Regions from separate parts of the Homo sapiens genome. Here region 1 is linked to region 2. A link is a loop called in an ENCODE intact Hi-C map of the cell type or tissue named here. Cell type or tissue: Caco-2. All regions are shown on one strand.

Region 1 (2,500 bases), 350 kb after region 2:
CGCTCTTGTGGCCAAGAGGCTCTCAGAGTCACCTGTACTGACATCATCAAGACACTGAAGCAATGCTGAAGGCATCGAACTCCAGATTTCTTGTTATGTGAAAAGAATAGTGTCTCTTTATATAAGCCACTTCAAGTTGAGTTTTCTGTTCCTTGCTATCAAGTGCATTCCTAAACTGCTGTGTGTGAGCGATGTAAATAAAGGGACTACAGGAGTCTACAGTATTTACTAAATATTGGTTCTATCCTCCCCACCCTCCCCATGTGTCTTCTCCTCAAAATATACTTAGTACTAATCTATACCATTGAATTATTCATATTTAGAGTGGGATTTGGCCTGAGAATATGCATCCAGACTGGATTTTGAGGCCTCTGCAATGTTTCTTCTACCCCGACCACCTGCACACTGAGGTTAAACTCCCAGTCAATGAGAGTCCAGCCAGTTGGTTATACTCCATATGAGTCATAAGTGTCCTATCCCCAACCACTCTTTCCTCCATTCCCTGTCTTCCCTCATTCTCTTCCCCCATCCTTCTTTCAGCCTGCCTGAATCTCTTCCATCCTTCCTTTGCTGGGTGCATCCCCACCATCTCCCTGAGATACCTTTTCTGATGCGATCAGGAATGGCCAGGAGAGAAAAGAGAGTCATGTGACACAAATTTAGTTGCCCCATTTGGCAATGGTGATGGGCAGGCAGAAAAGCATGTCTAGTCCAGGGAAACCTTGGAAATAAGGGATACAGAGTTTTATAATCAATATATTAAAAAAAAAAAAAAAAAAAAACTCTGCAAGGCAGATGCAGAGCAGCCACCAGGGCTTCACTTTGACCCTGGCAGTCAGGAGAACAAAAAAGCTGGAGAGCCAAGGTCACCCAGGAGCTACCTTAGAGGTGGGTAGAAGAAGCATCCAGGGAATAGAGAAAACAAAGACAGGAACCACAGTGCAGATGGTAGCCTCAGAAGCTCCACAAGGTCCCTGGCCAAAGAGAAAAGAAATTGAATTCCCCTTCCTGTGTCCATGTGTTCTCATGGTTCAATTCCCACCTATGAGTGAGAACATGCGGTGTTTGGTTTTTTGTCCGCACATGTACCCTAAAATTTAAAGTATAATTTAAAAAAAAGGAAAAAAAAAAAGCAATAAATAAATAAATAAATAAATACGGGAGCTACGAAAAAAAAAAAAAGAAAGAAATTGAATTGACCAAAGCTTTGAAATAATTTGTCCCCACCTGCCATACCTCTCAGGATGGGTGGAGGGGGTCAACCATCTGCCAGTTGACCAGATAATCAATGAAGGATGAGAGGACAGTCCACATCAGCCCTTCAGGTAGAATACCTTGGACATGTCAGAGGCTGCCATACAGACCTGGTTGTGCTCATCTTGGGTAAATTGTGACACCTACTGGCTCATAATGGAGAAAACCCATGCTTCACTTTGGTAAAAAGTTCCCTGGTGCTAGTGTGATGCAAATGTCTCCCAGATGGACTAGACTCTTTGCTAGTGAGAAATTATATACCTTTCAGGTTCTATGGCCATGCCCAGATTCAGTTTCCCATGACCACAGTTGTCTGGAAGGACAATGGAAATAACCAGAGGACAAGCCACTGTAATAAGAAGTGGTCACGGAGAATGGCCCAATGCAGAGATTTGAGTTCTGGTTCTGCCTGTGTCTCTTTGTGGCCTGAAGACATTAAACAAATCACTTCTTCTATTTCGCTGTCACTTTTGTTGTTGGTTATCTTTTCAAAGGAATGTGTTACCCTTGTTCTGTCTACCTTAGAGTTTATGTGTAAAGAATCAAAAGAGAGAGCCTTGTTGAAGCAACAAACGTGTTTTTGTGTTTTTTAACAAGCATTTAAGTATCTCAAACTACCATACTTCTGGAGACATATACCTGTACATATACATACGAACATAAATATGCATAGCAGTATTGATACAAAAGTGAATAAGCCACAATTCCAACCTAGAAAGACACATACATGTAAACCAAATGTAAGCCAAAAGTAAAATTCTAAGGTCCCCTAACCATCTGAATGGACTTCCTCGTCAGCCAGGGCACCCTTAAAATTTAACCTGAAAGACTGGTTCAGGCCATGATGGGAAGTGGGGGTCAGACATGCCTCATTATACCTCTCTGGCATTAACATCAACCGACTTTAAGTCTGATAAAGAAACATTTTACAGCCTATTCTTTCTGAAGCCTACTACCTGAAGGTTTCCTCTGCAAATAAGAACTTTGGTCTCCACAATCCTTTATCTTAACCCAAATATTCTTTCTATAGATCCCAGGTCTTTAGATAAACTGAACCAGTTGTCAACTAGAAAACTTTTAAATATACCTATAAGCTGGAAGCTCCCACTTCAAGTTATCCCACCTTTCTGGACCAAACCAATGTGTTTCTTAAATGTACTTGATTGAAGTCTCATGCCTCCTTAAAATGTACAAAACCAAGCTGCATCCCAGTCACCTTGAGCACATGTTCTCAGGACCTCCTGAG
Region 2 (2,500 bases):
CCTCTGGCAAAGCTTTTTGGAGCCAGATTGATCTGAATTTCCACAAGGATACAAAATGTATTCATTATGTAAGTGAAATAAACAACAGAAATTCAGATGGCTCACTAAAATTACTACCTGAAAAAGCTACTATTTGAAATTGTACACATTTCATTTTCTCCCCAATTTCAATCACTTTTCAACCATAAAAGATCACCAGGAAATTTCTTACATTTTTATAACTCTTATGTACTTAATATATAAAATATGAGTAATATGTATTTAAGGGAAGTTTTTAGAATTTTTCAAATAATAAATATAATCCCTGGTGACTTTTTCTTTCCCCTGGAATTTAAAAAGCAACACAATAAAAGGTTTAAGACAACCACAATGAGGGAACAATTATGAAGAGAAAAGAGGAAAAATAAATGTTCACCGTACAACTGAGAGCAGCAGCCCCTGAAAGATTCTACAGCAAAGAAAGTGGGTAAAGGAGTAAATATTCCAAATAGAGGGCCCTGCAAGCAAAAGAGGTACAGACCATAACGTGGTTCTTAAAAATAGGGATGGAAATCAGGCCTGAAGAGGTAAGAAGAGGCCAATTGTGTAGGTATTTTATATTCATGAATTTGTTACAGGTAGTTAGATAGGCATGAGCGTGGTTCCCCAATTATGACACTGCCTTTCTAACAATGATAATTCGGCAGCTGGCACCAGGGCACCTGGGAGAGACACTCTCTTGATGATCCACAGCTACTGACATTTTAGTGTTAACTGAATGCAGAGGCCAGGGAGAAGAAAATTCCTGGGCATGTGCTCTAAGAGGAAAAATGGTGAAGTGTGACTTCCAGGGACACTCCACTAGAAAAAGCCTCAGATGGGCATGTGTACAATTTCGTAGACACGCTGCGTGTGCTCAGTTCCCAGGGGTAAGGAGGGCACTGCACATGCAGGAAACCCAGCCTAAGGGAGAATCTTGGGAAAGAGGAGAGCCTACAAAGTCTTAGGATCAGAGTTAAACGCCCTCTTTTTGACATTCAGGTGCCCACTTGTGTCTCTTCAGGCAACTTTTCCTTTCTTTCCTGTTCTAAAGCCTTTTTAAAATAAACTTCCACTCCTGGTCTGAAACTCGCCTCAATCTCTTCTGCCTTATGCCCCTCAGCTGAATTCTTTCTTCTGAGGACGCAAGAATTGAAGTTGCTGCAGACATGTACGGATACACTGCTGTATCCACCGGTAAAAAGGTTTTTTTTTTTTTCCTTCTATTCATTGTGCTGTTGAAAATTTCAAGCAAGTAGGTGTATGACCCTATTTACATTTCAGAAAGAAAGATTTATGAGTAGACTCTATTTGCTATCTACATGTATGCTAATAGAACTTTGCCCCTACCACAGTGGAAAGAATGTAACCATTGGCTCATAGAATTATTAACAACAAAGTCACACCGTTAGGACCAGTTTTCCTCCACTTTTTGATTACTGGCTAACTTAAAATATATGGTACATATTCTTCCTTATTTTTTTACTGCATGATACCATGTATATGACATGTTGAATAACACAAAATAATAGGGATTATTGGTACATACAACATAGATGAATCTCGAAATAATTATCCTTAATGAAAGATGCCAAAGACAAGTTCACACTGTATGATTCCATTTTATAAAAGCTCTAGAGCTAGACATGGTGGTGCATGCCTATAGTCCCCGCTACTCAGGAAGCTGAGGTGAGAAGATCACTTATGCCCAGGAGTTCAAGTCAAGCCTGGGCAACATAGTAAGACCCCATCTCAAAAGAAAAATAATAAAAATCTAGATAATTGAAGCAAGTTTATAGTGATAGAAAGAGTGACAGTAGGTGTCTGGGGATATTTTCAACAAAAAATAGGAAAATAGAAGTAAAAAAAGAAAAAGTAAAGTCTACTTTCCCCTTATATCTCCTATCTCCTCTGTGTCTGTATGATAATAGACAATCCAATTTTTTTCAGAAATTTTGAAGTATTATTGGAAAAATGTTTCCCTTAGTTATTTTACATGTTTGAGAACTGACAGATAATGAAATTCATAGAATTTAAGAGTAGCTTATTCAGACAGCAATTTCAATTAATATCTGCTTTTTATTACTTTTAAATTCAAAAGAGATATAATATTTTGAAACTGGATAAATCTAATGTCAATCTTTTCTAGGTTATAAAGAATAGGAAAGAACTTGAAAAAAGAAACTATCAACATTATAATTGAAGTTATTTTATTTTCTGGATTTAATGGCCTCCAAATTGTTAAGCAAAAAACAAATTGAGGATAAAATGACAGAAAAATAAAACTAGCTTTGTGAATAAACCATTTATCTTCCCAAAACTTATTTTTTTTTCAGAGCTTTCAACTGTAGGTAATTTCTGCTTCCTCTGATTATTCTTTTAAAAATAGAACTACTGTCTTTGAGATTCAGGAAATGGAAAGATTGCCCAGGTTGAATAAGATTTTCTGTCTTTTCCCATGTGAATGTATGTCTTGATTTAG

Evidence for each region. Hi-C counts contacts between places; a loop is a spot of excess contacts. Peaks named below come from ENCODE experiments on the same cell type or tissue, not always from the same donor. Only the 100,000 strongest peaks of a DNase experiment are listed, where the experiment ranks them.
Region 1: it touches region 2 in a loop (5-fold over the local background); 2 of 110 quality-filtered maps call a loop at or near these places.

The regions. Positions count from the first base shown.
Region 1 is chr11:87,462,595-87,465,094 of GRCh38, reverse strand. All of the region lies in intron 2 of LOC107984361 (a long non-coding RNA gene), which reads right to left. Among named protein-coding and RNA genes, the nearest start is that of LINC02711, 260 kb to the left of the region's middle. RefSeq lists a silencer at 1,391-1,480. In Caco-2, a CTCF peak has its summit at 1,404 (motif pointing left); DNase peaks (open chromatin) are centred at 1,364 and 2,104.
Region 2 is chr11:87,809,542-87,812,041 of GRCh38, reverse strand. The region is part of intron 3 of LOC107984361 (a long non-coding RNA gene); the gene reads right to left. It also overlaps a transcript of RAB38 not described here. Among named protein-coding and RNA genes, the nearest start is that of LINC02711, 91 kb to the right of the region's middle. In Caco-2, no CTCF peak of the experiment used is centred here; no DNase peak of the experiment used is centred here; H3K4me3 peaks cover 360 bases.